Linked DNA regions of Mus musculus: region 2 is linked to region 1. Evidence: chromatin loops called from intact Hi-C (ENCODE). Cell type or tissue: left cerebral cortex. All regions are shown on one strand. Each heading gives the region's core, and the rest is flanking DNA. Links, peaks and the distances in the headings are about the cores only.

The links. Peaks named below come from ENCODE experiments on the same cell type or tissue, not always from the same donor. Only the 100,000 strongest peaks of a DNase experiment are listed, where the experiment ranks them.
Region 2: a loop joins it to region 1, with 3 times the contacts of the local background. A loop is called at or near these places in 15 of 42 quality-filtered maps.

Annotation. Positions count from the first base shown.
Region 1 is chr17:23,770,483-23,775,856 of GRCm38, forward strand. It overlaps Flywch1 (FLYWCH-type zinc finger 1), which reads right to left and starts at 1,120. Exons shown (of 8, transcript NM_001357994.1): 1 at 933-1,120. In left cerebral cortex, for the core only: CTCF peaks have their summits at 1,334, 2,003 (motif pointing right) and 3,765; DNase peaks (open chromatin) are centred at 133, 706, 1,206 and 3,781; H3K4me3 peaks cover 1,951 bases; H3K27ac peaks cover 1,444 bases.
Region 2 is chr17:23,827,214-23,832,587 of GRCm38, forward strand. Elob (elongin B) reads right to left here and starts at 1,896. Exons shown (of 4, transcript NM_026305.2): 1 at 1,870-1,896; 2 at 1,631-1,765; 3 at 255-360. The coding sequence starts at 1,872. In left cerebral cortex, for the core only: CTCF peaks have their summits at 1,616 and 2,241 (motif pointing right); DNase peaks (open chromatin) are centred at 1,301, 1,626 and 2,094; H3K4me3 peaks cover 2,392 bases; H3K27ac peaks cover 1,580 bases.

The sequences.
Region 1 (5,374 bases), core at 69-5,068:
TAGATGAGAATCTTGGCTAGACGGATTCCTTTACCTAACAATTCAGCTTCACATCCCTCCCCCAGCAAAGCCATCTTCATCTGCATAAGTGAGCATGTATTATCAGCTCTCCTCTACTTCATATGCTGTTTTGTTCCCACAAGTCAGACTAGTGGCACTTGGGAGAACAATGAGATAAACATACCAGAAATCTAAACCAAGCCCCAGCAATGGTAAGGACCCTGGAAAGCAAAGAAGTTAAAAACAAAACATCATAACAAAAAGATCTTTCTTGGGGATGGTTATCTGATTGTAGAGTAAGGAGTAAAGGGGGGTTTAAAACTGTCAGATAAGCTAGGTCTTGAATCAATGGGTTAGCAAGTCAGTCATTTGGAATGGAATGGAACGGAACAGAAAGGAATGAATTAGAACACAGCCTAAATAGATCTGCGTCATGTGAGATTGGTAAGCGACTCTCTTTAAACTTGCGATTCACGAAATCTATCTTCAGGCACAGAATATACACATAAAACATCTTTCTCAGTCTAGAATGCGTCACAAAGTTTGAAAGCCACAATGGGCAACCTATAGTCTGAACGAGGAGGGGTAACAACCGGCAAAAAGTGCAAGGTCATTGGGACCTGCGGCCGCCAAGGATGGGCCGCGACGGAGGACAGAGCTGGATGGACATGCAATGGGTGGACACGGTTCAAGGAAGATGGGCGAATGTGTGGTCCCGGATTTAGAGGTGTTAAGATCGGTACAGGAGTCGAGTGGGTTGATGGAGAGATCAGGTAGAAAGGAGGCGCATCGTGGATGTCCGACAAAGAAGCACCCCATGCCCGAGCTACAGAGCTGGGGCCCCTCCCCAGCACCGGGCGCGACCCCAGGATAGCCGGACCAGGCATCGCTCCGCTGGTCCGACCCTCCCGCCCGCAGGGGCCCGTCCTCACCGACGGCAGCGGGCCCTGCCTCTCCGGCGGCTGAGCCACCCGATCCTTCGTGTGAGTGTCCGCCAACGCAGGCGCCGGCCTAGCAGCCGGGGCTGCTCTAGGAACCACGACCCCGCCGCCCGCTCCCGCCGCCAACTGCCCCCTGGGGAGCGAGCCCGTGCCCGCGCGCGCGCCCCCGCGAGACGCCTGCTTGGGAAGCCTAGAAACTACTAGCGAGCATGCGCAGCAGAGGCGCGGAGCCATTCCTGAGGCGGATACCACTTCTCCGGGTCTTCTCTGCGCAGTGTCAACTTGACACCCTAGCCAATCAGCATCAGGGGCGGGTCTACTAACAAGGAAGAAGGCGGGACAACCCATGGTCCCGCTACTGCATCCGGGAGGGCGGGGCGACAGGTGAATTTGTAGCAAGGATGCAGGCTGGGAGTCATCACTAAAAGGATGACAGCGCTATTGATAGAGAGAACAGGACTTTTATAGGATTTGACTGCATTCTTACGAAGTTGTAGCTTTGGCTTAAGTGCGTCTTTAGGCCTGTGACCTTCAGAACTTTCTTTTTTACATTTTAAGTATTTTATTTCTTTATTTTTTATTTTTATTTTTATTTTAAGACAGGGTTTCTCTCCGTAGCCCTGGCTGTCTTGGAATGCTCTCTATAGACCAGGCTGGCCTCAAACTCAGAGATCAGCCTGCCTCTGCCACCCTAGCACGGTGAGTACTGGGATCAAAGGCATGCGCCACTGCCACCCAGTTTTCTTCCTTCCTTCCTTTCTTTTTTATTTTTTAAAAAACATAACTCTGACATATTTTAAGTGTATTTTTAAAATGTATTTGGATGTTCTGTCTGCATGTGTATCTGTACACCATGTGCATTTCTGGTGCCTGTGGAGGCCAAAAGAGGGCATAGGATCTCCTGGAGTTGCCCAGAGTTATGAACCACCATGTGGGTGCTGGATATCAAGGCTGGGTCCTTTGGAAGCAGCCCAATGGTCTTCATAACTGAGCCAGTTCCAAAGAACATTCTTTTTTTTTTTTAAGATTTATTTATTTATTATATGTAAGTACACTGTAGCTGTCTTCAGACACTCCAGAAGAGGGCATCAGATTTCGTTACGGATAGTTGTGAGCCACCATGTGGTTGCTGGGATTTGAACTCTGGACCTTCGGAAGAGCAGTCGGCACTCTTAACCACTGAGCCATCTCGCCAGCCCTCCAAAGAACATTCTTATGCAGCACGTTGAAACCCTTAGATACCCCCCTCTCCCAATCCAGGACTATCTGAGATTTGAAATAGTGACAATAACAGATCGCATATTTAAATAAGAATCCAGGAGCTGAATGTGTGTGGCACAAATGAAACAGAAGCAAGAGAATCAGGAATTCAAGTCTTTCATCAGCTACATAGTGAATGTAAGGCAAGCCTGAGCTACATGAGACCCTGGGTTTTAAAAACAACAATATAGGTGAATAAGTAAGTAGAAGAGAAAGATAAGGGTTTTGGTTTTGGTTTTGGTTTCAGAAATCTAAAAGTTAAAAAACTTTTAACTTTTAGAGAGAAAATGGGAAGCCCTGTGTGGCGGGGCAAGCCTGTAAACTCAGAATTGCGGAGACAGAGGCAGGAGAATGAGGCCATCCTGGGCTACACAGCGAGTCCTGGAAGCTGATTCTTCATAGACTGTCTCCAAAAACAAACCGTTTTGAAAAGAAACACTGTTAGGTAGTGGCTCTCAACCTTCCTAAAGCCGTGACCCCTTAATACAGTTCCTCATACCGTGGTGACCCCCAACCATACGATTATTTTTGTTGCTACTTCCTAACTGTAATATTGCTAGTTATGAACCATAATGTAAATATTTTTGGAGATAGAGGTTTGTCAGGGAGGTTGTGACCCACAGGTTGAGAACCACTGCCTTAGCGATTCTCAGCACTTAAACAGCTCTTTACAGAGGACAAAATTCAGTTAGGAAATCTGACACCCTCTTTGGCCTCCTCTAAAATCAGGCATGTACATATTATAGACACATGCATGCAGGCAGATGCTCATACGCGTGAGATATCCTGTCTCAAATAGCTAACAAATAAGTAAATAAATAGACAGGCAGACAGATCTTTGAAAACAAACAAAATTGAGTGTGGTGGCCACATCTGCAATCCCATCCCTTGAGGATTTTGAGACAACCTCAAACACAGAATAATGCCAGTTTGGCCTGGTATGATGGTCCACATTTGGACTCCTAGCTACTTGGGAGGTAAGGGAAGAGTAATCAGGAGTTTGAGGACACAAGGAGCCCTGTTTTGAAAGCCGAAGTTTAAGAACAGGGATGGTGATGGCTCACCTGTAATCCCACTAATTGGGAGGCAGAAGCAGGAGGATTTCTCCCCCAGGGAGGACGCTTGCTCTGCCTTGAACCTCTTTCTTGCTTTTAACATAGCTGAAACCGTCCTGGGATTAGCAGGCTTCCACGGTTGCCTTGCTGTCCCTTCACCTCAGAGTTAATGCAGCACCCCGCACCCACAGGTCTACTGTTATCCACACATCTATTCTGTACATGAGCGGAACTATAAGCCCTCTGCAATATGATAATCTCAAATCTGGGCTCTCAGCTCTCCTTCCCATGCACTGTTTGCTCCTTATGGTCTTTACACTGAGAAATTCAGTAGCCCAAATAGACAGAGATTCCTTCCCTGGTAGTGTTAGTTTATGTAGTGTGGGAATGGGGCAGGAAGTGGGGGCAATAAATCTAATACACTATACGTGCAAGAAGCCACGTACCTTTAAGGAGCGAGCCCTTGCTCTGCCACTGCAGAACTGAGAGTGGTAATCCAGGACCGCACTCCAGGAGGCGCTCACAACCCGTGCTCTTTAGAGATGCTGGACCGGCGCGAGAGCGCGCCCCCATCTATGTAGTCACCAAAACAAGTGTGAGACAGAGTCCCTGAGTGAAGATTTAGGAGAACTGGATAGAGCGGGCCACTCTAGCCCATAGGCTAGATACATAGGCTGGAGTTTGCACACAAAGGTTAGGGTAGCCTTGTTCCTGTTGGGCTCCTCTTCTCCCTGGCTTCTCTCTAGTCATTCTCTCAACTCTGCCCTCAGGCTTGTGTGTGTGTGTGTGTGTGTGTGTGTGTGTGTGTGTGTGTGTCCCTGTGGGCGTGTCCCGTGTGTGGAGGCCAGAAGTCAAAATTGGGTGCTTTCCTCAATTGCGTTCCCTCTTATTTTTTGCACCTCGGTCTCTTACTGTCTGAAGCTTGTTGATTTGGCTAGACCGACTGCCAACATGCTGCAGAGATCTTCCTACCTATAGAGCCCTGGGGTTATAGGACCGAACCACAGCATCATGTTTTGTTTTGTTTCCTTTTTTGTTTTTTTAAGTTTTATTTTTATTCCGGGCGTGGTGGCGCACGCCTTTAATCCCAGCACTCGGGAGGCAGAGGCAGGCGGATTTCTGAGTTCGAGGCCAGCCTGGTCTACAAAGTGAGTTCCAGGACAGCCAGGGCTATACAGAGAAACCCTGTCTCAAAAAACCAAAAAAAAAAAAAAAAAGATTTATTTTTGTTTTTATATGAGTACACTGTAGCTGTCTTCAGACACACACCATTAGAGTGCATCAGACTCCATTACAGATGGTTGTGAGTCACCATGTGGTTGCAGGGAATTGAACTTAGGACCTCTAGAAGAGCAGTCTCTCCAGCCCTAAAATTTCTATTTTTTTTAAATTGGTAATTTTTTTTAATTTACATTTCAACTGTTATCCCCTTTCCCTGCCCCCAAACCCCTATCCCACACCCTCTCCCCCTGATTCTATGAGGGTGTTCCCCCACCCACTCACTCACCCACTTCCACCTCCCTGCCCTCGATTTCCTCTACACTGGGGCATCGAGCCTTCAGAACCAACGGCCTCTCCTCCCATTGATGCCCGACAAGGCCGTCCTCTGCTACATATGTAGCTGGGGCCATAGGTCCCTCCATGTGTGCTCCTTGGTGGTTTAGTCCTTGGGAGCTGGGGGGGGGGTGTCTGGTTGTTGTTCTTCCTATGGAGTTACAAACCCCTTCAGCTCCTTCAGTCCTTTATCTACCTCCTCCAATGGGGACTGCTAGAAATCAGTCCTCACAATTGAGCAGCAGAAACATTTGCCGACTGAGCAAGCTCCCTAACCTCAGGTCCTGTCCCATCACCTCAGTCTCCTAAATGCTGGGATAAAGGAATAACTACCACACCCTGCCCAGATCCACTGACCATCTGACAAAACCAGACAACCAAAAGCACACGGCAAAAGAGAAACCAAAGTGGACTCTATTTAAAAAGCAGAATTAGGACAAAAGAGCTAGCTTCCAGGATTGGAGCAGAACAGCAATATTACAAACAATAAGCCCTCATGGGGGTGGAGTAACCAGCCACTCCTGGTTAAGAGCACTGCTGCTCTTCCAAAGGACCCAGGTTCAA
Region 2 (5,374 bases), core at 1-5,000, 57 kb after region 1:
AGTCCCCTGATGTACAATTACACTTCTGACCTAGAATGGAACCCAACTCCTCTGGAAGAGCTACCCTTAAATTGCTGAGCTATGTCTCCAGTCCCTATGCTTTGTTTTTTAACAAGGAAACAAATACTTCATGATCTTTGTGGACTGAAAAGGTATTCCCTAAAAGCTCAGAGGAGCAGTATAGGCTTCCAAAGTTGTTGTTCTTTGGATGTTACCAGATGCTAGCTACCATCCATCCAGGTTAGCCATCTTACCTGCTCGGAAGGCCAGGCCCACTGTGGCTGGGGCCTGTGGCCGTGCTGTCTGGCTAGTGAAGCCACACTCGCCCAGAGTTTTGCCATCATCAAGGAGCTGGTCATCCTGAAGAGAGAAGCAGGGTTTAGGGAGAGGTCCTAAGGTCCCAAAGACAGCCAACTTAGGTGAGGAACTTAGGAAGAGGCATCCCTAAGTATAAAACACATATTCCAGGACTATATCCAAGAATTTCCAGCTCTGACTGCACTGATGGCTTACAGCAGCTAAAAGCTCTGGCAGAGACTTCCAAGGGCATTTTCTAGCACCCATATAGATTGGTTCACAATTCCACTTCCATGAGATCTGATCCCTTTGGCCTCCAGAGCACCTGAGCACCTGGACTGTATGAGAGCAGGTATCACACACACAAAAATAAAACTCACAGGCCTCTGAATTCTGGCTTTTCCAAGCTCTCTAGATATATCTAATTCAAAAGGTAGTTGGAATTTTTTTTTTTTTTGAGAAAATATCTCAAACAGTATTTTGTTCTTGAAATTCTGATCCTCCTACATCTAGCTCCCAAACAGGATTATTGCCCAGTTTTTTCCGCCTGGTGATCTAACCTAGGCTTTCATACAGGTTATGTTAACACTAAACACAGCTGCACCCCTGAGTCCTATCAAGTTTTTCTCTCCACTCCCCACCTTTCTTTTAAAAATCAACCTTAACCTTAAAACGGGAATTATGAGGAGCATAGAAAGCAGCACTAAAAACACTATGTGGTTCCTAGACCAGCAGAGGGTCTTTCAAGAAAAAGATCAGTGGGTATCAGTGAGAAAAGCCCTTTAGAGACATGAATCCAGGCTCTAATCTGGAGTTACAGCTGGAATTAGCTCAATGTATTTAGATTACTGGCACGCTTCTGGGAAGCCTGACTCGGGATTGGGGCATGAGGACCCAACTCCGCAGGCTAGCTTATTCAAAACTGGAGCTGGCTTCTGGAGGTGAGCTTGAATGCCAAGTGTTTCTAGAACATCAGAAGACTGGCGAGGGTAAACACTGGCTGGGTGAATCACTGGTGGGATCTTGACCTATCTTCTAAACAACACTTGCATTCCTCGAGTTCCACCCCACCCTGTGACAGTGGGATTCCGGTGGGCTCCCGACAGGCCGAAGGTGGCTAGCCAGGAACAAACCCTGGCTCTGCCACGACCTTCGGCTGCGTAAGATTATCGAGGCCTCGGTTTCCCCAACCGCTGAGCAAGACGGCCTGGCAGGGCGGGGCGGCTGCCGGGAGACCTGATGCTGCCGGCTCTTCAGCACGATCAAGAGACCTCCTTGTTAAGTGTCCTGTCTGGACCCCCGCGCGCGCAACCGCCACGCCCGCTCGTCGCACCTTGTAAAGCCGCTGCTCCTCTGGCGGCCGCTTGAGGATGCCCTCGACGATGCGCTTCAGTTCGAACACGGTGCTCGACTCCTTGGCGTCCGTAAAGATGGTGGTCTTGTGGCGCCGGATCATGAGAAACACGTCCTGAGGACGGCGGGCCCGCGTCAGCGCTAGCCCGCGGCCCCCGGCGTGGCCCCGGAGCCCCCGCCGCCCCCGGCCCCGCGCCCCTCCCCCCCGCGCCCGCTCACCATCCCGGCGGCTGCTTCTGGCTCGACGCGCCGGCGCGGCCGCGCTCCGCCCCTTCCCGGCAGCCCAAGCGCGACCCAGCGTGCTCTGCGCGGCCCCGCCCGCCCCGCCCCCTATCCTGCAGCCCCTCCCACGCCGTTGCGGCCATCTTAAGCGATCCGGAAGCCACTTCCTGTGCTTGGCCGCCATCTCGGTGTCTGGGTTATAGGTGGTTATATATTGAGCCCGTCTCGGATCCGTGGTGCAAGCTGGGCTTGCTTTGGGGCGTAGAGAGTGAGTCACGGAGAGCTACTCATGCATATCTGCCATGAACAATTTTATATGAGTGTTTTATCTGCATTTATGCCTATGCAACTGTTACATGCAATGCTTGGGAAGGCCAGAAGAGGGCCGTCGGGTCCTCTGGTCGTGTGGGGTGCAGGAAATCGAACCTAGCTAACTCCTCGAAGAACAGCCAGTCCTCATAATCATCGAGCCATCTCTCCAGCCCACGTTTATTTATGGGTCAAGCTCTTGCAGGGAATGTGAGGGGTAACTTTACAGCCATTTTGAGACGATGTACAATTTTGGATCTAAGATCACCACTGTGTATTCTCCTCATCCAGCTCTAGGCTTGGGTCTAAGGGTTTGTTAAATCCAATTCAGCCATGCTTTGTGGCCTCTTAGGAGCTAGAGAAACTATTGCTCTTCGAGACTTCTGCTGTAGTTATTAGGGTCCACTCTAGCTAGACTTGGCCACCTGGTCCCAGTACACCAACTAAAAAGTGTTAATAGTGAAAAGCATTGATAGGTTTACTTAATGTGGCCATAAGAAGAGGTCCAGTGACTTTCCCAAGTCGACTGTGGAGTTTGTTTAAACTGAAATGGAACAAATGAGTAGTGTTAGGCAAGGTATGGCCCATCATTTGACTGTCCTACAAGATGGCCTGATGAGCTGTGACATCTGTTTCAGGTCAAACCCTTCCTTATTCCAACATGAGATTCCTGGGGAAATCCTGATTACTTGGAGACCATTGTTTTTAACAGCCTTGAGAAGGCTAGGCTGACTTCACGACAGACTTCAAATTGGCAGTTAAGGACACTAGGCCTAAAAACTGGGCAAGTCCAGGGAAGTCAATTGATGATTTAAAAAAACAAAACAAAACAAAACCCTAGGCTCCAGCCTTCATGTCCAGGTAATGGACTGTCCCAACTACCTCGTCTGATGCAAGGACAGTGGGTCAGCAGCAGTTTCCAGACATCCTCAGCTACTTAGTAACAGTTCCCAGACCTCCCCAGCAAGTTTCTAGTCCCCACACCATGTTAATAGAATTCTGTAGAGATGTGCACAACAGATTAACATAGAGGTCACCTACACTGGAATTCTCTAATGTGCTTTAAATCAGGCCTGAAAGCTCACTTGGGTGTCTCTATCTTGGTAATAGGAGACCCCAGCATGCTGGACTTGTGCAGCTTAAAACATTCTTTGCATTTACATACTATTTGAGTCTGGGGTATCATTCTTTGGAGAATCATGTATCCTTACAGACTGATAGTCAAAGAGGGGTGGGGAACAAAAGGACAGTGGCTCTTTGGATTATCTTCATTCCTTTTACTATCTCTGGTACATTTCCTGGGACTGAAGAAGACAGGATATTGTCCTCTCCCTCCAGGAACCTGGGTCAACAGCTCACCTTCCGTCCTAGATTCAGTTCCCAGAAAGGTCTGTAGGCTTGATTTTTCAGACCCTTCGAACACTGATTTGTGCCATCCTAAATTATAAGACCAAAGGCCCTCTCAGCTTCTCTGCCAGTGGTGGGCAACCATCAGAGTTTCAGACAAGGCTAATGGGTGGCCCTAAGTTGTAGGATCTGGGAGAATTGTCTGTCTGAGCTTGTTAGGGAAATAGGAACAAAGTGCTAACTAGCTCTGTTTGGAGCAAGTTTTCCTGATACTCTTAAGCCAGGCTGGCCTTGAACTCAGTAGCCACCATACCTACCTAGAGTGAGCTTTCCTCATTTTAATCATATTACAATACTAAATTCTCTGCTAGAGACATTCCCACCCTATTTAAACATTTTTATTTTTAATTATATGTTTGTGTGGGGTCTGTACATGTGAGTGTCGTGCCTGGGAGGCCAGGGGTTCCCTGTAGCTGGAGTTACAGGTGGTTGTGGACTGACGGCCATGGGTGGTAGGAATTGAACTCAGGTCCTCTGCAGAGCAGTATGTACTGTTTTAACCAATGGGTTCCTACTTAATTATTTTGGTGGCCTGGGCTGGCCTTGAGGTCTCAATTTTTCTACTGCCAACCTCCTGACTGAGTGCTAGGATCATAGGTATATACCACAATTTCCTGTTTTTTTTTTTTTTTTTTTTTTTGTTGTGTGGGTTTTTTTTTGTTTTTTTTTTTTTTGAGACAAGATCTCACTATGTAGTCCTGGCTGACTTGGAACTCCCCATATAGTATAAACTGGCCTTGAGTTTTCAAGATGTACAGAAATTTTTTCCCCACCCATTCTATGTTTTAAACCTGCATTGGGACTGAAAAGATGCTTGGGACCCCACAATCACAGAAATGACTGTTCTTATAGAGTTAGTTCCCAGTGTTCGCAGCAGATGGCTAACAACTGCTTGCAACTTCAGCTGGAGGGGATGTGACAGTGCTGGCTTCTGTGGGCACCTGCACTCATGTGCACAGAGATAGAGGCACACTTGGACACATAATTACAAAGAACACCAGGAGCACAGCTTTAATCTCAGTACTTGGGAGGCAGGGGGAGTTGAGTCTCTCTCTGTGAGTTCAAGGCTAGCCTGGTCTACATAGTTCCAGGCCAGCTAAGGTGACAAAGTAAGACATTGTCTCAAAGTTTTTTTCTTTCAAAAAGTGCCGCGGTGAGGCATGATATCAGACTGTCCATATGCAAGAACGCATCTTTTCCTGTGATGGCAAGTCTTTCTGATGTTAACTTTGGTGAGTCTTCCAATAAATTCCTCTTTCTCTTTTTTTCTGTGAGACTGTCTGTCTAAGGGAAGCTCTCTAGGGCTCTCATCTGCTATAAGCAATCAAGGTCACTCATTTCCTGGCTTGATTCACTTACTATGTGAACCCACCATGCTGCTGCCCTGGCTCGCATTAGCCTCGTGCCTGACTTGCTCCTGAGGTGACCCTGCAGCTCCGGGCAGTTAACCTCCTCCAGGCCTAATTTTCCTTAATGAGTGACTGGGGGCTGGTGAGACAATCTACAAAAGGGCTAAGAAGGCCGACAAAGTGGAGAAAACAATGGGACACCCTGAAAAGCAGGCTGTTTAGGAATGAACCCCGGGCTACACCCTGCCAGCTGTGACTAGACTCAGGTGTGAATTTGGGCACCACTTTTCTCACTTGGCAAATAGGAAAACCAAGTCTTTAATGAAGTGGTACAGTGATCCTACTCCATCGCCTCATTCAAGCACATATCACACGAGCTGTGGTGTTGTTAACTGATCCTAGTCTCTGCTTCTAGAATCTCTTTGGCTACCTGGTCA